3 separate regions of the Mus musculus genome follow, and all the other regions are linked to region 2. A link is a loop called in an ENCODE intact Hi-C map of the cell type or tissue named here. Cell type or tissue: left cerebral cortex. All regions are shown on one strand.

Region 1 (8,000 bases), 330 kb before region 2:
GGTCCTTAAGAGTAAATGAATAAGTCCCTTAAAGAAATATATGGAAACACAAACATCAGAAGGAAATAAATAAAATAATGGAGACTGGAAAGCAGAAATAGTATCAATAAAGAATATCCACACTGAAGGAAATCTGGAAATGAAAGGTTTAAGAATAAAACATGAACTTTAGAGACAAGCCTCAGTCTCACCAACAGAATACAAGAAATGTAAGAGAAAATCTCAGGCATTGAAGGCACAATAGTAGAAATGGATATCTCGGTGGGGGTTGGGGGGAGTAGAAGAAAAAAAATTGCTAAATATAAAATAATTCTTATAAAAAACACCCACAATATATGGGACACTTTGAAAAGACAAGATCTAAGGATAATAGGAATAGAGGAAGGAGAAAATAACCTAGTTCAAAGGCATAGAAAATACTTCCAACACACCATAGAAGAAAATTTACCTAACCTCACATAGTAGCTGCCTATCATCTACAAAAAGCACACAAAACACCAAGTAGTCTAGACCAGAAAATAAAATCCCCTCTGAACATAACACTAAGTGTACAGAATAAAGAAAGAATATTAAAAGCTACAAAGGAAGAAGGCCAAATAACAAGAAAGACACACCTATCAGAATAACACCTGACTTCTCAATGGAGCCTGTAAATGTCAGAAAGACCAGCTCAGATTTTTGTCCACACTATAAAGAACTACCAATCCCACACCAATATACTATACCTAAGAAAACCTTTAATCATATTAATGGGTATGGAGGTTTAAATAAGCTTGGCTCATGGAAAATGGCACCATTAGGTGATGTGGCCTTTTTGGAATAGGTATGGCCTTGTTAGAGGAAGTTTGCCACTGTGTAGGTGGAATTTGAGGTCCTATGCTTAGGCTCTACCCTGTGCCAAAGAGATCCTTCTCCTGGCTGCCTTTGAAACAATCTTCTTCTGCTTGTTTTCAGAACAGCATGTAGAACTCTCAGCTCCTTCTCCAGTACCATGCCTGCCACGACACCGGCATGCTTCCTTCTTACATGATAATTGATTGCACTTCTGAGCCTATAAGCTAGCCCAAATTAAATGTACTTCATATAAGAGTTGCTTTGGTCATGGTATCTCTTCACAAGAATGGAAACCCTAAGACAATGGGAATATAAGATATTTCTTGATAAAACTAAGTTTAAGCAATACCCATCTACAGAAGGCACTAGAAGGTAGCTCTCAAGCTAAAACGTTTAACCACATCCATGAAAACACAAGAAATACATAATCAAATTGGAAGCATGCACACACACCACTCAAAGTACAATAACAGGAATCAATAAACACTGTTCATTGATATCTGTCAATATCACTGGTTTCAACTCCTCAAAAAGACACAGGGAAACAGGAAGAATGCAGAAGCTGGTTTCATCCTTCTGTTGAATCAAAAAAAATACATCTCTACATCAAATGAATCTAACCCTTACTTAGAGAACATTTCAGTCAAACAGGAAAGAATGTACCTTCTTCTTAGCACTTCATGGAACATTGTCAAAAATTGACCATATAACCAGATATACAAGAAACTTTAAATAACACCTTGTATTCTATCTTACCACCACAGATTAAAACTGTAAATCGTCAACAACAAAACCAACAGACATCCTGCAGGCTCTATGAAACTGAACAAATCATTCTGAATGAAAAAGAGTCAAGATTAAAAAAGAAAGAAAGAAAGAAAAACAAAAAAAGCAAATAAGAGACTTTTAGAGTGAATGAAAATGAATACACAAAATATCAAAATCTATGAGACACAATGAAGGTGATTGTATGAGGCAAGATCATAGCAGTAACTACTAACATTTAAAAAATAAATGAAGACATCTTGTACTACTCACTAAACAGTAACCTTTGAGCCATTAAAAGTGAAATTATAAAATTTACAGGGAAAAGAATGGAACAAGAAAAAATTATCCTGAGTATGTAATCCAGACTCAGAAAGACAAATAAGGTACATATTTAGTTAGATGTGGGTATTAATTCATTGATATCCAAACTACAGTCTGTAGAACCAGAGTTCAGGTATAGGTATATATACCTAGGTAAGGGAATAGAAAAAACAGACAGATTTTTCTAGGGACGCTAAATAGAGCAGAAAGATAGTTATGGATGAATGTGCTGTTTGTGTGTATGTGCATGTATGTATGCATGTGTGTGTGTGTGTGTGTGTGTGTGTGTGTGTGTGTGTGTGTGTGTTTAGAAGGGAGGTAGAAAGATAGAATCAACTGGAGAAGAGGATGCAGGGAGGAAATACAGAGGGACAGCTAAAATTAAGAACCCTTTGAGTGGTAGTATGAATACCTAGTACAATAGGCACTTCATAAACTATATACATATGTGAAGAATTTCTAAAAGAAATCACCAAATAATTGGAGAGACAGAGTCACAACTGGGCATATCTTTTCACCAAATGAAGATAATTGTTCTGGGATTGTGTTAAATCTTTTTGGTTTGTTAACCAAAGAGGTCTTATGAAAATTCAAATCTTGGCAAGAAAATAGGTTGTTTTGCACAGACTGAAGGCAAAGATCTGTTGCTGAAGACAATACCTACATAACTCATTAAATTTGGAGAAGTCAAACTTGTGTCTACAGACAATTTTCACCCTTAGTGAAAATTCCCTTGGTAGAGGAATGTGCTTTCCATGCCACTGAAAGAGAAAGGTGAACAACAATCAGCTATAAAACCTTCAGTCTACACTGGCACCCTGACTACAAGGTATATGCTATTACAACGGTGGCACAAAACCAACCAATATATGATTTTGCTTAAAGCTTACATCATGAAAAGGAACCATATCAGCTTGGCAGCTTGGATGACCCAGAACCTGATATTAGATACCCCAGAGACCAAGGGTAAAACCAACTAATACTAGTTTAGTGAAAGAATGTGGCAGTAAGACAGTTCCTAATGATATTCTGCTATGCTCATGAATCAGTTTCTGCTCAGTCATTATCATTAGAAATATCCTCACGAGGCAGAAGGAAATAAATATAGGGACTGACATACAGGTAGTATGCAGAGATGAAGAGATCTCTGAACACTCAACCCTAAATGTGATCATCAATTCTCTCTTCGTTCAAGGCTCAGGGAACTCTGCTGAAGATGTGGCAGAAAGAATATAAAGGAGAAGATGGAAGACACCATGGAATCAATGTCCTCCAGTCAACAAGACTGATGAATTCATAGAGATTGGGGCAGCATGAATAGGCCCTGAGCAGGTCTGAACCAGAGGTCTTAGAATTGAAAGAATTGGACACATGTCCTCATCATTTGCCCAGAAGCTATCTCCAATTGATAACTACTAGCAAGTAAAAATTTTGTTTTCTCCAAGAGAGTTTCACTGGGAATATAAACTATTCTTCAGAGTAGGCTACATGTCCAGTAGTAGATGCTCAACAGAAACAAACTCAGAGGAATTTTGGAGGTTTCTTGTCACATAAAGTCATATTGGACAGTTTTGAAAAATACTATGTATACATATGTATGTATATATGTATGTATAGAAAGTATATACAGATACATACAGATATGTGTATATATATATGTGTGTGTGTCTATATATGTATATTATATATATGCTTTCTCCTCTCTCTCTTTCTCTCTCTCTCCCTCTCTCTCTCTCTCTCTCTCTCTCTCTCTCTCTCTCTCTCTCTTTACCCTATAAGTTTTTTGCTTTTCTATTATGGCTTTTGCTTTTGTGTTTTTATGGGATTAATGAGTGAGTGACCAAGTCAGTCCCTGTGACTTGTTTCTTGTGACTTATTTCTTAGGTTCTTTTCTTTCTGTTTCTTTTGTCCTATTCCAGTGTGTTCCTCTTTGTTTTACCTTATTATATTCTAGTTTAATTTATTATTTTCCTTTAGAAGCCTGTTTACTTTCTAAGCAGACACGAGACGGGGTTGGAACCAAATGAGAGGGGATATGGGTGGAGCTAGAGGAGTCTAAATTAAAGATATAAAAATAAAAACATACAACCAGGTGTCTCAGGTGTGGTGGAATATACTTTTAATCTCAGCACTCAGGAGGTAGAGCTTGGTCTATACAGTGTGTTCCAGGCAAGCTAGGGCTGCATAGTGAGACCTTGTCTCAAAAAAAGGACACAATGAACAAACAAGTTCAGCATCCACAAGTGGGATAAGAAGCAGTCACCAGAAACATCAGGGATTAATCAAGAAAGCCATCCTGGCCAAGGATACTTGTGAGCCCACTTTGAGTCATGATGTGCTGTTAATATTAGAGGAATTATCTTGACTATCTAAAGATATATAGCTAATACTAATAACATATATATGCTAGAGATACTTTCAAAGACACTTATTCTCCTTTATGCTGTGAAGAGTACTTCATAATGCACAATAAAGTGAAAATGTTTAACCTTGTTACAAATTTGTGCATATAAAATATTTTTTCACAGTGGCTAGCAAGTATGCACTCAGTAAGATTTGTTTGTGTGGAATCCATCTGGGTCTGCATAAAATAGTGGCAGAACCTCACTGACACTACATCTCTAAGGATCGAGGGCGGCAACCATGACAACCTGCAACAGAATATTTTCCTTGAAATAACAAGCAGCTTTGGGAAACAGAACAGATGATGTTCATCCTGCCAGAACTCAATCCCCTGGAAGGTTTCTGGCCTGTCCTTGTACAGCATAGCCTGTGAATATGGGATCGATATTCTTGATAGGTTCTCCCATGGTCCTAGCAAAAACTCAAATCTTCTTTATAATGTCAATGGAATGTCAGAGTTCAGTTTATAAAGGAAGGGGTGTATTTATGTATAATTTAGCAGATTCACCATGAATAATGCATTAAAATTTTGAATAACACCACATCTTGAGGCTTTGTGAGTCTCCTGAGGTTAAAGGTTTTTTATCAATGTCTTTAGGAGGCACCAAAACTATATTTCATTTCATTCAATCCAGCCATTGTTCATTTTTCTTAAGATTCCTCATTTCCAGAAATGTCTGTATTTAGAACACCTTCCATTTTAATATATGTAGATGTTAGTCAGAAAACAGAAATGCCCCTGTACAATTTCAGGTAGTTTTGCTTCCCAGAGTGACCACAGCTAGGTAAGCAGCATATCTTTGCAGAAGCGACTGGAGCATGCCCATATATCTGTGTCTCTTACACCTGTGCAGACACCTGTACTCAGGAAACATATGGGTGTCTCAATCTCTATGCATTGCTGAGCAGTACTGCTTCACATGGAGAATTTGACTTCACAAGTGGCATCTTTGAGGATCTTATAATAGAGCTGGTAACATATTAACAATCTGTTAGCAGTCTGGACTGTCATGAGGAAGAACCCACGCACAATATGAGCCATCGTTTATTTTCGCTCACACTGAGAAAAGACAACATTTATTTTAATAAATTAAGACACAGAGGACAAAAATAAACAGGTCTCGATGCATGGAGTAGGTCATTGAGAGTCAGCACAATGTTGTTGCTTTGCAACAAAGACACAGGGCAGTTTAGGAAGAGGCAAGTTGATTTTCACTTTTACAAATATAAGCAAACTGTTTTCTTGGTCACTCTGCGAGGAAATCCTAAGTACTACACTAGTGTTTTTGTTTAAACCGTGGATGGTTGATGCTATTATTGACAGTCCACAGGGATATATTTTCAGAGAGATACTCAGTTAGAAGCATGCTCTTACTAGCTGCTAAACACTGAGAAATTTATAATCCCTTGTGGGGAGAGAAAAGTGTAGAGCTGCATATATACATGATTCTCGAAAGGCATTTTAAAAGGGAGATTGCTTAAAGTCAGTGTATTGGTGCAACAGTAAAAATTGTTCAATTCCTCTACATCGAACAATTCCCATTACCTGTCCTGTTGGTAGTTGGTATTATAAGGGAATGAAGTCCATAATATTATTATGATCAGTGCACAGTCATCTATGGGAGTGTATTTAGACTTAATTTTAAAAGAGGTTTGTGATTCTTTATCAGAGGAAACACATTTATTCATGTGAAGATGAGAGATGAAAGGGCTTTTATACCCATTGTGTTGAGGTAAGAATTGGTTATTTGGAGTGGTTTTGGCAAACCATGGTGATGTAATTTCTATAGAAGAGCCATCATAAATGGGAATATATTTCATACATTATGGCTCTTCTAAGACCTGGGACTAGAGTAAGGGTCCTCATTAGTACAGCAAGTTTGTACAACACTACTACCGCTGAACTCCAGAATATTTGCACAGGATAGGTCACTTTTTCCAATTTAGTTTCCTTTTGTCTCGAAAATTATCAGGTTATTTACTTATTTATGACTCTTTCTTCAGTAAAACCCTTTCCTCCTAAAATACCATTATCCTTCGCTCATATACCTTCAGTTCACTAGTCTTAGAATCAGCATTCTGCCTGACTGGGGAGAATCCCAAAGGAACAGGCAGATTTGGGAGAATTCATAAATCCTGAGAACAAGCACAGACTTTCTAAGACTACAACAAGAACTCGAGTTTAGAGTTAAAAAGAAGGCGTGTGAGACTTTTAAAAACGGTTTGCAGGCATCTGGCCCTGATTACTGAGCTTTGCAATTAGGATTGTTGGGAACTTCTGGCACGCCGACTCTTGCAGAGAGCTGTTGCGTGGAAGAAGTAAATTGACGTAAGAGGCCTGAGAACACTTGCTCCTTAAGCAAAGGAGGGATGAGAATCTGGGAATATATCAGCATATATCAAAGATGATTATGGAGGTCAGCAGAAAAGTTGTAGAGTCAGAGGACAGGGAGGAATGCTACAAAATGTCTTCTAGACATGGGCTAGAGAGTACAGGAATCCACAGCAGCTGTGGTTGCCTGCAAAAGAACTACACAAAATCAAACCTGTCAACACTCCAGGAAGGATAAGGGAGGCTTTCAAGAACACTGGCTGAGGAGCTAGTTTCTGGAAGAGGAAGACTGGGTTTTCCTCAAGGGTGAGGCCAGTTGACTGAATGTGCTCCATTGGAAAACTTCCCATCTGTACACATTTGGGTAACACTCATTTTGGCCTCAGTTGGAAAAAACGCATGTGTGTATGTGGATATATGTATGCGTATGCATATATGTATATGTATATAGTAAGAAATTAGGATGGAAACACTAGCGATCCAGTAGGAATTGGAGAGTAGGAGTGAGGAGATAGTCAAAAATCATTGTACACATGAGTGGTATTTTAAGAAGCAGTACATATATGGTGTATGTGTGTTTCTATGTGTAAGTATGTGTATAATTGAGAGAAATTCTTACACTTAAGATGACAAAAGAGTTTAAAAATCCTTGAAACTTTCACCTACAGTGAGCTGTTGACCTGCTAGTTTTGACTTTGTTGAAGAGGCTTGTTTACGGAGCTTTCTCTTGCACACTAGTTTTAATGTATGATATTTGCTTCTTTCTAAAAAAAGAAAAAATGACATGGCAGTAAATTTAATTCCCATGGCACACACACCAGACTAAGTGCTTGTTTTTAAATAAACCATTATACAGAAATTTGCATTAAAGACTTTTTTTGACCCTTTTCCAATTAATCATGAAAATAAATTGTGCTGATCAAGCGTTCTAGGTAATGTGTAGATTTTTGGATTGGACAAAGTGATTAATTTTCTGAAACTATAGTTAATCTTCTGGAGATAAACTGAAAAGATAATGATTTCAGTTGGCAAGAACAGATGCTCATTTATCTTCTTGTCAACATCCAATAAAAAAGGCTTTGAGAGACCATAGAAACCTAGCCTCTTGAATAAATGTGGTCAGGTGTCATAGGATTTTATTTTTAAACAATGACAATTCAATACAATGAACCACATTCTTACACACCCACAAAAACTTTTTCCTAAGAAATACTGCTCACTTAGAATTCCCATGTTTATAATGCCTTTCCTACCTAGATTAATATTTGGGCATGCTCATTTGAATATGTGAGCTTTTTAAAACCACTAAGGTAATTTCCTGAGAAATCATTTTACTAAAATT
Region 2 (8,000 bases):
AGGGATGGGCTGAGTTAAAGGTGCTAGGAACACACGTATTATCTTGGTTTTTGTCTCCTCATAGCCATGTAGACTGCCCCAGAACGTCACTTTTGAGTTATGAGAGAAATGAGCTCATTAATCATCATTACACTTTCTGTTAAGTGGATATGTTGGCTGGGAATACTTCTGCCTGAGCCGAATAGACCACAGCTTCAGGTATAGAACCCTAGACTTCATCAGCCGTACTATTGAAGAATGAAATGACCAGGGAGACGGAAGTAGAAGCCATGGCAGAAGAGTCAAGAAGGAGAAGAGAAGCCAGAGATTAAGAACAACATCTGTGCGGTAGAACCTTCTGAACCCTTGAGACGCTTAGAGCTTTGGCCTCTGTCATTTGGCTCTTGAGCCTTTCAATCGTTTACTTCAGTGTGCTCAGAAACCTTTTGTTTTCCACCTGTAAGAACCCAGGCAAGATATTTTCCATTATTTCTAAGCTTTGGGCATTTCAACACATTAGCATCTACAAAGTTCACATATGAGAGTCATATAACAGAATTACAAAAGAAAAAAAAAATGGAAAAAACCCATAATGCATAAGTAAGTTTATAATGCTTGGTTGGATCTTATTCATAATAATCTGATGACTCATGTGGTCCACACGTCTCAGGTTGGATATACCTAGAACCAAACAGGAAGCATTCGTGTCTGCTTTGCAAGCAGTCCTAAAGGAAGTTTATGAGATCTGCCTGTCACTACACATGTAAATAGTGTCACAAATTCCTCCCTTGATTTAAGATTCTGCTCTTTCTACTTTTTACTCTTCCTAAATACATTGTTTTCGACTGTTATTAACGTGACATCAAGTAGCCACAAACATACACCACCCTCAAAGCTTTGATCTGGAAACCAGAGCATTGCTAAATCTATGCATCATCACAAAGGGTACTTAATACAATGGTTTCAGGATGTGGCCTTCCTATAAACTGCAGTCATTGCTAGATGAACTGAACTTCCTAGTAAGTGAGGCCAGTGTGCCTGACCTAAATATGACTCTGGAGAATAAAACCCTAAAATAACAGAAGGAAAGCGGTCCACAGAGACTGTGGGAGGTGTCATGGAGGAGACTACAGCAGGAATTTAAATTTGAGAGGAAGTAACAGTGATTCTGGCTAAGGCACATTTCTAAAACATTTAAGTTGAGGCGACATTTCCTAGTTGAAAGGAAGCATAAACACGAATGTGTGCTTAGCAGATAAACATTTAAATTACTTTTGACATATAGCTAAAGGAGACAACAAAAACAAAGGAAGGCTCTGCTGTTATATCTATGGCTACTCTGAAACCCTCCCAGAGTCACTCCATCCCATGGAGAGGAAAGAAACATATCTGCCTTTCTAATGAAGCCAAGGCTTGGGACAAGGTTCACAGGAATGGAAATTCAAGTGAAGGACAGTGAGATCCAAATGAGGGGACTTGTTGATCCCATGAGTAGGCTGTTCACACTGGAAAGGTATTTACAGTCTATATCCAAAGCTATATACAGCACTTAATATGCCTTTGTAGGAATTGGAAATTAGTCCTATCTTCCTCTTGATCAAACACTGTCTTTTCCCAACTTATTCAGCCTGTAACATAACAGCATGAATACTGGGTTTCATCTCTCATTTGAGAAACTCTTTGCCACCCAAGTACCAAATCGATTTTAGTTTGTATGTTTCACTGACTATCAAAATGCTATCTCCTTTGACCTGTGATCTACACTCTTCAAAATCATCTTATAGGTCACAGGGACCTTGACATATTGAGCATAAACAAAAAGTTTATCTTTCCCAAATAGTTTTAACATTTTTTAGAAGTTTCTAGAAATAATCTTCAACTATGTGTTCTCATAGATGAACAGGATACTTTGGTTGCTCTGGAGATTTGAATTGCTCCTAAAATTGAACCGTATGATTTTGTGCTGTGAGGGAAAGGTCTCAGGTTTATCTTTGCGGGCTCAAACCAAGTACAAGTCAGTTGTACTTATGTACTAGAGCCTCAATAAGAATCTGTATTATATAGCATAGGTGAAGTATATCTTCTGGATATTTTGCTGACAGTATACTGTGTTCATTGCTGTGTTTGAATGTGCGGAGGCCATACTTTCTACGTCTCCATAGTCAAGAGCAACTGGAAGCCTTATATTAGGGGTTTACTTAAGCTCTGCTCTGTAGATCCTCTGCTCTCTCCTGTTCTAGATTTGAATACTCACTCTGTAGCCATAATGAATACTAACATAATGCATGCCCTGTAGCTTTGAAGAGTATGGATGTAACATATACTTATTAGCTCCCATAAATATTTAGCTGTGACTTCATCACTCCTCAGCAATTCCACCTTTCTATTTATCAAATTAGATAAATTTTTGTCTTATAGACCCTTCCTAAAATTACAAATAGTATTTGAGATAACTTTACGTTTTATTCCCTGTAAGTTTCAGATGTTTTCACTTGAACTTGGCATCACTACCTCTTTTATTTACTCTAATCCTGCTCTTTCTCGCCTTGCCTAACACTTAATGTTGTTAACTATCATACCTTTAGAATTATATATGTGTTCTTTATGGGGGTGGTTAATGCTATTTTCAATAGTATGTAAACCCACCAGAAATATAATGGCTCATATACAGCTAGTTATGCCACACCTTTATTTTTTACCTGCTCTAATCTGTTGGTGTCCCTTAAGTTATCAGTAGCTAATATTACCATATGGTAATGGTGTAAATGGTTTGACAATTATATGTGTCAATTTCTGATTATCTCCTAATCTTATAGTACATATTGGTAATTCCCCAATGTTTCAATCCTTAAATAGATATTATTATAAAACAAGCGACCCACAAAAAGCACTTCTGGGGCTTCCACATCTAACAGCTCACCCTTAAGAGGGATGTCCTGAAGATCAGTGCTTTAGCTAATGTAATATTCTGTTTGCTCTGTTTGAAGCTAGGACAATATCTTCAGAAAAGCATAACAACAAATAAAGTAGTTTAAGAACCTATTATGGAAAAGGCACTTTTGAAGAAATTTGCATGCAATTTCATTCAAGCTTCATAACAAAGTCATATATATTTTTAGGTATAATATTTTGATATGAGGATGGATTCCAAGTGATTGGGTTCAAGAACCCAGTTGCCATACTGTGCATTTTCAAATTGCGTTAAGTAGCCTGTGAAAATGTGGCTACTCTTACTTAACTCCATGTTGCAGAATTTCCATTTTTCTGTAGGGAATGTGAGAGGTATGGTATTCAACTGCCTCCTTAGCTCTCATCCCTGTATTGTTGTTTTTCTCTCCTATATATTCTACATCCTTCCAATTCCCTTGCCTCAAGTGCCACCTGCTCTCCTGAAAAATGCAATGTGGCATTTGCCATTTATATTGCTATGCTCAGCGGTGTCCTGGAAAACAAATATAAAATGACAGCTCCAATCCACACTATCTCTGGGTTTCACACTTATGCTTCCCTTTGCAAATCTGGGGAAAATTCAGAATTCCGGTGAGAAAAGTTGTTGATAAAAATTGTTGCTTCCATTTTCTGGCCTTTAGAAGAAACTTGAAGGACCTATCTTTATAATAACCAGAGAACTCCAAAAGCAAATTTAAGCAAGCACATATCCCCCCAGAGAGAAAAGAGAGTATTATGCTTCCTCTATCATCATTATTATCACTGAATAGTGTTTGTTGAGTTTCCAGACATAAAAGGCAGGGGGCTGGATAAATTGGCATCTTTTCTGCCTCCCAAGAGCTTATAGTTTAAATAGAAACAGAGTGTAAAAGACAAACATATACAAGGTCAGGCTGAGACCAACAGTAACACATTAACATATTCATTAAAATAGATCTCATTACAATTCAACAATGGGAGGCAGCGCCATAATGTACTAAACTAGGAGTCAGGAGATTCTGCTGCTCGCTGAGGGGATGGCTTTGGGGAAAGCATCTAAACATCCTTATGGTTAAAATGCTTGAAAAATCATGGAGAAGGCAGTTTGGGAAGATCAGCCAAACACAAAATGTAGAGGCAGGAAAACCGTACAATTTCTGGAACTATAATCAAGTGATCCACGGTTTATAGCTCAATTCATTGTGTTTTGTAAACTAAAGGACTTTAAAGTTGCTTCAAGATTTGGAAGGGGGCATAGAAGATGTCTCAGTCATTACAGCACAGACAAGCAAGACATCTTGAGGTCAGGTACCACCACCCATCTGAGTGCTGACCGGGCACTGGACTGATTTTGATAATAGAAATACACGCAAGCATTATTATGAGAAGGTGCATAATTGGATGTAGATGGACGTACCTGGACTTACATGCAATCTGAGTGACTGTTTCAGCAGGATGAGGAAGCCCATGAGGAGGAGAAAAGCCGCAATATCCTCATCCTAATAGTGAAAGGCTTTGCTTACTTTGCAAAAGAAAATCGAACCAGTATTGCACCACATGCTCCAATTCTCAGCAGTCACTTTCCAGTTGGCATATGAAAGTCAGCATCAGCAAGACTCTTCTTCTCATGAACATTGAGCTAAGAGATTCTCTGATGAGAAGTAGAGAACACAAGTCCCCTGGGTTAGTAGCTGCACCAACTGACATTTCATCTTCCACTGGAGCTCATTAAGCTATGGTTTTCTTCATTCTCCATGAACAACTCTGGTCTTAGAAACTCTGTCTGCTGAGTTGTGGAGCTTGAGAGCTGTATGCTAATTTGCACGTCTCTTCAACAGGAGTCTCTTTTCCTTTGAAAATTATAGAAGAAAAGTTTGTGCCAATAATGCTAGGAATTTACACATGCAGATCCCTCTATGGTGATGGCTATTAGAGACATATTAAAAGCAATTCAAATGAGCATTGCCAAAAAATATATCAAAATCAAGTTTGATATGGACTAGCAAGGGAGTATAGCATCCTGTGACAAGAATAATCACAGAGATTTAATGGATGTTCACTTGTTACATTCTAAACACTGAAATGGATATTTCTGAGCTACAATTCAATTAAACTTTCATTAAATAGATATTTCCACAGTTTATCAGAGGATAAAAATGTTCACAGAGGTAGAAAGTTATAGGAATCTTCCCGTTCCAAATCTAGGTGCACCCAGCGTCATTCATTACATAATAAGATCTTGGGAAAATTACATATTAAATTCACCATGTTCTCTTCTGCTTCAGGAGCAAAGATTCTGTTTCACCATTTCTCCTCAATGATAAAGAGACAGGATATAAGGATTAGAAAATATATCTTATCAAATTTTCTAAAAATCATATTTTAATAGGTAGATATTACTGTTACTACATATATATATTTTTATTAAAACACGAGAAAAGTCACAACAACAGCAACTGGCACAAGTATTTAAAGAATAAGACATTTTCAGTTAAATTCACAGACCTTAGGCTGGATAGACAAAATGTTCATAGAGGTAGAAGGATAAAGGAGTCCCATACCTATGAATCCTATGGCTAAGAGATGACTCAGCTATTAAAGGCTAGCCTCATAACCAAAAATATAAATTCACAACCTTTTTTTTAGGAAGACTAATCCAAGGACAAGTTTGTAATGATATCATGTAGACTTTATCAGGTATTTGACCATCAATAAGAATTCAAATTTCTTTGGCAGTACTTTATTAAGATGACAAAATGTTTTATGATGGGTTTTAACCATAATTATTGAAAGATATTTTTAGTTTTAGCAACCATATAATCTAATTCTTATACTTCATTTACCAAGCATATAAGAATATTCATCGTACTTTTGTAACATGAATGACATATTTGTGACTACCATTGATTTAATCTATTAATGCATGTTAATAATTATAATAATTAATAAGTTCTTTCTTTATATAAAAATAGTTTTTGTGGCATACACATATATACAGGTATAAGTGTGTGTATGGTAATTATCAGTTACTGCTTTAGCGTCCATCAGCTCCCCCGGTGACTCCAAGGCTAGTTCTTACTTACGTAAACTTGGGGAAAACATTATTTCAGTACAGCTTCCTATATCTCTCATCTTTTTCTGGAAAGGACAGCATTAAATAGCCTAGGAAACATCAGGAAAAGCTAACTCAGAATCCAGCAAAGCTCAGAAAGCTGCTACTAAGAAACAATGTTCCTGAATCTAAGTTCATTCACTGTGTCCATCCCCTTTGTTGTGAGACTGGGAAGAAGGAAGACTTGGAAGCTCTTCTGTGTCTCACTACTGGAGTGCTTGCCCCTTCTATTTTCCATTTACATCATTTCAATCATTACTAACTCTAATATTTTTGTATTGAAAATATTTTTTTAAGTAGGTATAAGTGTTCCAGTCTTATCTTCCCTCTCTTTAAATTCTTGCATGTTGGTTTCCAACTTGGGTTTTGTTAGTTGTGTGGGGACTGGCCTCATATTTATTTTTCAGTTCCCAGATGTCAGAAATGGAGATAGGAGGGTAGTTTGTACACAGGGTAAGCAAGTCCTCCAAGAGGGAGCTGTTTAATGCCAATCTAGAGCCCATAGCAGACACTTAGAAGCACCTACCTTACTCAGCTTTTATACTCAGTTAATACCCACCTATTCTAATCACACATGAGGCATGGGCCAGACCCTTGGGAATTGCTCTTAGGAATCTGAATATTACCAGTGTTGTATCTGCTTCCTTAGCCTACCTGGTGACTTTGTCATAGAAATCACTATTGTGGTGCTTGCTAATATCCTTTAGGTACCCACCTCTTGATTGATTTAAGGGCTCTTATGCATGACTTCTTAAGCATGTCCCCTTATCTGTGTCAGAGCAAACTACATTACAACGACTTTTTACTTTTTGATTTTTAAAAGTGGGTAAATCCAGACTAGTAACTATATCTATGAGTGTAACTATCTTAAAAAACAGCGGCCATGTCAATACCACATGAAGCTCTGTAAGTTGGTTGGGGTTGAACATATTTATTTTATATCTAAAATACAGTTTTTTCCCACTGGGCAGTGGGAATCTCCATATTAGTTACTGTTCAAAGAATAAAAAACTTTAATATATTCTCTAATGGGAATGAACTTGATAGTTTAAATATATACACACAACTCAATTCAATATACTAAGAGGAGAAAAGTAAACACACAAACAAATCAAATTAAGCAAACCAAACCCCTTAATGGTTTTAGTGTCTCCAGTTGGTCTTAAGAATTTAGCTGAGATAAGATACATGTGGAAATGGGGCTGGGGTTTACAGGGGTTATAGCTACACTGGCAGAATGTTTCTACAAAATGGATGAAGTCCTGAGTTTGAACCTCAACACCACATAAATCAAGCAGTGTCTGTCTGTTAACCCAGATGGCAGAAATGGAGTTAGAAAGTCATAATTTCAAGGTCATTATCATCAACATAACAAGATAGAGGCCATTATGGGATTCATGAGATCCTAGTATGGCAGGTAGACACATGCAAAAGACACATGCAAAAGACACATTTAAATAGGTCATTAGAATTTTATGTAAACATGTTACTTAGTGTTTCTATTGCTATGAAGTAACACCATCACTATAGTAATTCTTATAAAGGAAAATATTTATTTGGGCTGGCTTACAGTTCATAGGTTTAGTCTGTTTTATCATGGCTAAAATCATGACAGGATGCAGGCAAGCATAATGCTTTAAAAGGAGCTGAGATTTCTACATCTTGATCTGAGACCTCAAAGTACATGCCCATGGTGACACACTTCCCCCAGAAAGACCACATCTACTCCAACAAATAAGGCTAAATTTTGTAATTGTTCCACTCTCTATGGGCTTATGGGAGCCATTTTTTTTTTTTTTTTTGCAAACCATCACCATAAAAGGAGATGAAAACCCTAAAGTGTCAACAGACCAGAAAGTTTGTGTTCCTTTTAAATGAAGACATTATCAATTTGTGAAGAAAATATTAGCCTCCAATATTCACCCTGGGAGCAGCACATCTGGAAAAGTTACTGTGAGATACAGAGGCAAAAACTGGTGGG
Region 3 (8,000 bases), 160 kb before region 2:
ATTGTATTCTATACTCTGGCTGCACTGAGATTGTGAGAGGAACATTACCATTTTTATGATGAGACAAACTCACTTTCTGCAAGAAACACATTCTCTTGCAGAAATTCTTGCAGAAATTGTTGAAAATTCTCTATCTTCCTTTCAAGCAAGGCATATTTTGGTGTGGTAAGTATCTTCTTTAAGACTATTAGCAGGTCATATAATAAGTGACTTTGAATGTTACAGATTAACAAAGAAATTGAGAAGGTACTTTCTACATATGATATTTTTATTTATATCATTGAAAAGTTACTAATTCTTTGTTTATGTTTGTCCATGTGTAGACTGTCACAGTATCAGGTAGCTGGAAGGAATTTTTAAAGATGGGAAACATAGGTTTTTTTAATTAGGTATTTTCTTAATTTACATTTCAAATGCTATCCCAAAAGTCCCCCATACCCTCCCCCCCACTCCCCTACCCACCCACTCCCACTTCTTGGCCCTGGCATTCCCCTGTACTGAGGCATATAAAGTTTGCAAGACCAAGGGGCCTCTCTTCCCAATGATGGCCAACTAGTCCAATGAGATTATAGTGTTCCTATGGACTTCACTTAGACAGTGGTGCCATTTCTGTGATTGCCTATGTAGTCATGTGACTGGTTAGTGGTTATCCAAGGACAGATCTCTGCTGTGGACAGACATGATCTTCCTATTACACTCACAGCTAATGAAATATATTCTGGATTTTGCATAGTCATGTTGCCCTGAGATTACTTCAGTGAAGTTGCCATTGGCATGGTGAGAAAAATCTGTTCCTGAGTCTGGGGAGGTCTACAGACCTGTGAATGTGTCCATCTTTGCTGAGAAGGATGTCTGTGTAAGAAAGCTGACTTAAGACAGTTCTCTGGCTGTACTTAGATGGCTCGAATCTTTCCAATTTCTTACTTGTAGTTTTCAAAAATAAGTGTAAAATGTGCTGGGAATGAAATATCCTGAAATAGGGAAGATCTGGCTGGAATAGTTTAGGCTCTATTCCAGTCTGTCCTACAGCTAGTGTCCTTCACCATTTTTAGACCAGTGTGTCATGCTTTTCCCTAGTTAGTTTAAAACTCATGTGGGCTGCTTTTAGGGGAACCTCAGCTGCAGGAGGATTCAGATGACTTCAGTGAGCCCATAGGAATCTTTCTGGCAGCTTGGGTGACAAGCTTGCCCAGTTTCCTAATATTGTCACTAGTTGCCTACTTGGAAGGAATAAGTCTAGATGCTGTGCATGTCTTGTTTCATTTGATCCAGGCATGTGAGTGAACCCACTTCATAAATCAATGACTGTTTAGCAATACTGAATTCACCAAGCTTATCAAATTTGGAATGTGTATGTGCTTTTTGTTAAGCTCTCATTTCTGTGCCCCACTTTATTCATGCGATTAATTCTTTCACATCTAATGGGAACCTTCTTTCCCCAAAGCTCATCCCGTTCAATTCTATCTGAGGATATTAACTTCTGATGCTCAGGATTAAACTTGCTTCTCATTAATTTTACTGTATTTAGCAAACCAACCTCTTCCTTGACTGCCCAGTGCCCAGGTGTTTAATCTACACCAATTATTTTTGTATATCTGAGGAGTGATTCACAGAGAAATATAATTCAGATTAGACATATGTTTATGTTCCTTTAAGGTCATGATGAAACAAAGCATTCTTTCTCTTTGTTGTAGCTAAGAAAACAGACATTCAGAATGTTTATTCCCATGAGAATCAACCAAGTAATTTTTTGCCTTCAGCAAGTTTTTAAAATGCTGCAATAAAATATTAATTCATAGCAGCTCTGTTAACAATTAAAGAAACAGGGACTATGAATTTGAGAGAGAGCAAAGGGTGTACATGAGGAGGGTTGGTGGTAGGAAAAAGAAGGCTTGGAATGATGCAATTATTGCTTCAGAAAATAAAGTATCAAAATATCGAGAAAATGCTGGCATTATTCCACTAACTAAAACCATGGACTTTACAGTATACCATAAGTTATACAATATCGTATATAATATATAAATAGCATATACTATATTAATATTTTTACATTTTCAATGTATGTTATTTAATGCAATCTTGTTATTTTTTTTAAAGTATATATTATTTTATTTCACATGTATGTGTGTTTTGCATACTTGTATATACTTGTACCCGGTACATGCCTGGTGTCTGTAGAAGATGGCAGAAAGAGCAGGATCCTCTGGAACTGGCATTAGGATGATTGTGAACTGTAACTGTATACCTGGGAACTGAATCTGGATTCTTTTTGAGAACAGCAAGCACTCCTATCTTGTGGACAGCCCCATAGCATCCTTTCTTCAATCAACATGGTAATGTCAGTTGTTAAGGTTATCACTATTAATTATCTTGTAAGTGTTGCATCCTTCAAGTTTCATTATATGAAGTTAATAAGAAAAATTAAGCATCTTATTTTTTAGTCTTTACTTGAAATTTATGCCTTGGAATATATACAAAACATAGACTAGACAAGCCTCTGCTTACTTAGATATTTTTACCTTAAGGTGCTCAGAGATGTTTCAGAAGGAAAGTTCACAGTATATATTTGAATTTTTAAACAATGTAATGAAATATGTAACTGTTTTCATTGGCTACCAGTTGTTACTTTAGAAAATGTTTTTGACATTTTATGAAATTATCAGAATTCTACCATATTTAATTCATTGTGAAACAACGCAACCTATTTTCAAGCTAATATTTGAAAGAAGAGAGGGAGAGCTGTATGTAACAAAACTATTCCAAGAGCTAAAGCAAAAAAAAAAATACATTATCTCTTGTTTTAGCTAGAACATTTCTTTACTTCTGGATTCCTTCTTAAATTCTTTCTACATTAAGTGGGTGGCGATGGGGATCACAAATTAAATGGAATTCTTATCTGTTGTGAAATGTGGTCATTGTAGTTGTTGATATACAACGAGAGAAATTTATCTTAGCATTATGTGTCTGCTACTTCCAAGAAGTTATTACTGAGAATGCAACACACTTGAAAACTGTTGGGCTGGAATATGATTGGCATGGCCTATTAGGTTTATTTTGATGGAAGCCCAAAGAAGTGTATAATTGTTGAACTTTGGCTTGCTTATAATTTAGCAACAATAATGACAAATGAAAAATGCTTTAAAGTAACTGATTAAGCAGTGATGGCAATCCAGTGAATGTCAAATGTAATTCTGTTCTGGTCCACCGAGGACCTATCATGGAGAAAACAGTGTTTATTCTGGGAAGAGACAATTTGAGTCATGATTTGATGTAGAAATCTTCTGCTGAGCTTGACAAATAGGGAAGTTGGATGCTTCAACCCTATTGATGCTATTGTTGGAGAGGATTTATGATCTTCATTATGTTTTCCTTTAATCAGTCTTACCCCAGTAGTGTGTGGTTTTTAGCCCAAAATGTGCTTTTGGTAAATGATCTATAAAGAATGTATACTGAGATCAGTTCATTCTTTTCTGAGGATAGATCCAGAAGATTTGAGGCAAAAAGAAGAGAGTCTCCTTGAGCCAATGACATATTACAAAGTTTCACTGAGATGAAAGAATTGTAGAAAGGATGAGACAGCTTGCTGGGTTCTCAAGTTGAGTAACAGATGGAAACATGTCTTTCTGTTTCACTGGAAGAGTCTGTTCTAGGGGTATGTAGAGTTATATATTTGGGGAACTGGATGTAAGAAAAGTTCTACTCTGGCCTTTCTGCCAGGATAAGCTAAGGTGTGCTTCTTATACATCTTAGCTCATGCAATAAATACAGTTACAGTGTATGCTTACACCATGCTGTTTTACACTCTGTGTCATGCAGAGTCGAACTTTGGATTTTTAATTTCTCAGCACTATTCATTCTTAACTTTAGCTGATGTGGGGAATCACTAAATGTATATTCATCAAAAGGTCCTTGGGATGGAGAGATCATTAAACAGTTAAGAGAGTTGTGCTATCAGAGAACTGAAATTTGGATTCTAGCACACATGTCAGGCATCCCATAAATGCCTACAATGCTTGCTTCAAGGAAGCTCGCTCCTAGTTTTCCCTGCATGAGAAGCTGCCCCACACCCACACTAAATCTAAAAACATAAAATAAATTTTTAAAAAACAAAAGTGAAATCAGATTCATGGCTCAAATAAAATAGCAGGAATATCCAGCCCTTGTTGACAGATTTAAAGAATACTGCTTCCATGCAAGAGTCATGCATACATCTAGCACATAATCTCAAAATGTACTTTCAATAAAAGGACTAGAAGGCATGATGTAGGTACTGCTTACCTGAGAAACAGTTGCAAATGCATTATTCTTTGGCTTTTTAATGTAGCCTCTTCTTTATCCCAGCTCATATGTAGCTAGCAAGTGTATGTATCAGCGGGGATGTCCTGGTTGTTTATAACTGTTCAGTAAATGATGGAGATGCTAATCCCACACTCGTTATTAAGTATTTCAGAGAGCAGTTTTACCTTCTTCTCTTTCTTATGCATGTAAGATGTGTTTACCTTCATCTTACCGTATGCAGGTGGCACTGCTGCTGAACGATTTGTAGTGGTTCAGACGAGGTGATATTGAGCATAGGCCTGGGCTCTGGAGGGTTTTCAAAGCTATAGTATAAATTTAAAACTATACCATGGTCTAGAGAGATAACTCAGCCGTTAAGAGCACTGATCACTCTTCCAGAATACTCAGGTTCAATGTCCAGAACACACATCATGAATTACAACCATCTTAAACTCGAACTCCATCAGGATCCAATGACCTCTTCTAGCCTCCAGAAGCACCAGGCATACATACGGTACACAGACATACATATAGGAAAAACTCACATACACATAGGGTAAAATAATAATGAAATAACCTGGAAGTATCACTGGGCCTCACACCTTGTTAACCAGGGGTCTCACACAAGTGATATTTGGGGGCTCATCTTCTTGTCTTGAACTTGACTTTCTTTCTCCATGCTAACCCATTCCCAGAGTAGAGATCTCCTTTCATCAGTTAGTGACAAACAGAAAAATAAAGGAAAATAAAAACTCTTTGCGGTTTTGTCTCAGGCCAAAAAGAAATGTGTCCTTTTATATATCCTTATGAGACCTTGGGATCTTATTTTCCCTTATTTAAATGGTCCTGATGGTAGCTGACAGCAGTTCATCCACATTCACATTGGCTTAGAATTTTGCGTGGTGGAGAGGGATATTGAAACAAACAGGATTTTCCTACAAGTTGGTTACATTCTATGTACACAGACATGAATCAAACTACCCAAGCTTGATATAGATTCCCCTCCTCTCTGGCTACACAGGCTCTTACTGAAATTCCTGAGAAGCCTATAATACTCATAACTAACTGGTTGGGAGTCATAGAGAGAAATGATTCATTGGAAATACATATCAGAGCACTGTTGCTGAAGGGTATCAGGGTCAGCATCAAGGGGTTCCAAATTCATCCGAAAGACCTTATCCCCACCTTTAGGCAAACAATCATCCTTAATATACACATACGCACACACACACACATACACATGCACACTGTGCTTAGGCCCTTGATAGTTTTGAAGGACCTGGGAATGAAGATATGTGGTAAATAGCTTTGGGCTAGTATTCCACCTTCCAGATGACTCAATGTATACCTGGCACAGAGAGCCTAGTCTAGCAGGGTCTAAGTTCAATGAATCCCAGAGCAATGGACACTTTGATGTTTTGCCTTTCTCATGTAGGGTTCACTGGAGTCACCTCTCATTTTCTCCATTTTTGATTTCACTATTTGTAAATGCTCACAAAGAAGATGGGTAAATAGAACTCACCTCCTACTTTTGGGGCTGACCATTCCAAACAGTCCATATGCTAAAGGATTAAAAAATCATTGAATGGTACCCCAAAGTAAGCATGTTAGGGGTAGTCTGCATTTATGAGAAAAGGCATATTGGAGGTCAGTAGGTCATTGGGTTTTGCTCTTAAAGGAGGTTATTTCCATCTAGCCCCTTCTTCTCTGTTATTTATTTCCTATTCATGGTGGGGGTAAGCCATTTCTTTACTGCATTCCATTGCCTTGCTGGCTGCTGGCTTAAGATTCCCCAGATCTGTCCAATATTGGACTGAAAGCTCTAAGGCCATGAGTTACAAGTAAATCTTTACTCTTTATAAGTTAATTATCTCCCGTATTTTCTTAGAATAACAGAAAACCTATGATGTTACTATAGTGGGGAGAGGGAACTTGTAGAGCCCATCTACAGCAGAAAGACAGGGCATCAAGTGAAAATAAGGTTGCCATCCCACAGTCAAAACTCTGACCCAGACCTGTTCCTGTCTGAAGAACTCCAGGGATGGAAATAGAGAGGAGCCTGAGGAAAAGAAGGTCAAGCAACAGGCCCAACATGAGATCCAGCTCAAGGGGAGGTCCCAAGGCCTGACACTATTACTGAGGCTATGGAGTGCTTACAAAATGTGATCTATCATGACTACCCTCTGAAAGAACCAACAAGCAGCTGAAAGAGTCAGATACAAATATTTGTACCCAAACAGTGGACAAAAGCTGCTGACCCCTATGGTTGAATCAGGAAATAGCTGGAAGAAGGTGAGGAGGAGGGCGACCCTATAGCAGAACCTGCAAGTCTCAATTAACTTAGACCACTAAGAACTCTCAGATATTGAACCACCAACATACACCAACTGATATGAGGCCCCCAACATATATACAGCAGAGGACTGCCAGATCTGGGTTCAGTCAGAGAAGATGCACCTAACCCTCAAGAGACTAGAGACCCCAGGGAGTTTAGAGGTCTGGTGGGGTGGGAACATCCTTGTAAGGAGAGGAAGGCAGGGAGGTGTTATGCGATGTGGAACAGTCGGAGGGTGAACCGGGAGGGAATAAAATCTGGAGTTTAAAAATAAAGATTAAATAAAAAGAAGGAATATTTTTTTAAAAGTAAAGAAAAATCCTTCTTGTAATATAATTTCCAGGAAAGAAATTTAACATAACATTACTGAACCTGCATTGTCTTTCTCATAGATACTCATACACCTCGAATGAGCCCCCATACATTAGCATACAATATGATCAGATTTTAAATCACTTTTAAAAATTAGCTGTGAAAGCATGCATAAGTTGCTGAACCACTGTGTCACAATTGATCATGAATGATTGATTTATAACGATAGCATTTGTTATCTATTTTATGTGACTACCCTAGACATTTAGTTCAAATCATAATTTATGTAAATTGAAAGTTAACAAAGCAGAAAGCTCCCTCACGGTCTGTTTCTTGGTCCTAAACTATTGCTATTTTCATCTTTTGATCTTAGCTTACTAGCTCTCTCAATGCACTTCCAAGCGTGTATGAGGGAGCACAGATTGTAGTGGTTAACACTAATGGTCAGTTTGACGCCATCTAGAATCACCAGAGAAGAAAGTCTCAAGAAGAAGTTTTTCACATTGGCTTGGTCTGTGCCATGTCTGTAGGGAATTGTGTGACTTACACTGATTTTAGAAGACCCTCCCACTGAAGAAGGTAGCATTACCTGGGTAAGGAGGGGTTTCTTTACTGCATATGAAGAAATCCAGCTGAGCTCAGGCAAGTGAACTTTCATACAGTCATTTGTCTCTGCTAGTGTCTATATCTGTGATGTGAGTAGAGTTTTAAAGTTTCTGCATCAACACTAGACAGTAATAGTAATGATAGTCTATAACATGGAATTGTGACCTGATATAAAGTTCTTTTCTACAAAACAACAACAACAACAACAACAACAACAACAACAACAACCCATGATTTTTCTTAAGGTATCATAGAAACAGAAAACACACACACACTCAAATACAGGACTCATGTCCTATAGCATGTAATATACTTTTCAGCATATTGTACATGTTTTCTTCAGCCTGTCTATTTTTTTCTCATATAGTCCTAGCATCACCTAATTTTCACAGTTCCTGCAAGGTTCTGCATAGCTTAGCAATGTATTCACACATATCCCTGGTGTAACTGGTTCCTCAGTTATGAA

The links. Peaks named below come from ENCODE experiments on the same cell type or tissue, not always from the same donor. Only the 100,000 strongest peaks of a DNase experiment are listed, where the experiment ranks them.
Region 1: a loop joins it to region 2, with 27 times the contacts of the local background. A loop is called at or near these places in 2 of 42 quality-filtered maps.
Region 3: it touches region 2 in a loop (9-fold over the local background); 2 of 42 quality-filtered maps call a loop at or near these places.

The regions. Positions count from the first base shown.
Region 1 is chr11:41,486,894-41,494,893 of GRCm38, forward strand. No RefSeq gene overlaps it. Among named protein-coding and RNA genes, the nearest start is that of A230004M16Rik, 220 kb to the right of the region's middle. In left cerebral cortex, no CTCF peak of the experiment used is centred here; DNase peaks (open chromatin) are centred at 4,564, 5,305, 6,582 and 6,862; H3K27ac peaks cover 3,316 bases.
Region 2 is chr11:41,814,810-41,822,809 of GRCm38, forward strand. The region is part of intron 3 of A230004M16Rik (a long non-coding RNA gene); the gene reads left to right. Among named protein-coding and RNA genes, the nearest start is that of A230004M16Rik, 110 kb to the left of the region's middle. In left cerebral cortex, no CTCF peak of the experiment used is centred here; DNase peaks (open chromatin) are centred at 1,106 and 3,433; H3K27ac peaks cover 1,042 bases.
Region 3 is chr11:41,651,729-41,659,728 of GRCm38, forward strand. No RefSeq gene overlaps it. Among named protein-coding and RNA genes, the nearest start is that of A230004M16Rik, 55 kb to the right of the region's middle. In left cerebral cortex, no CTCF peak of the experiment used is centred here; DNase peaks (open chromatin) are centred at 1,049 and 3,666; H3K27ac peaks cover 1,189 bases.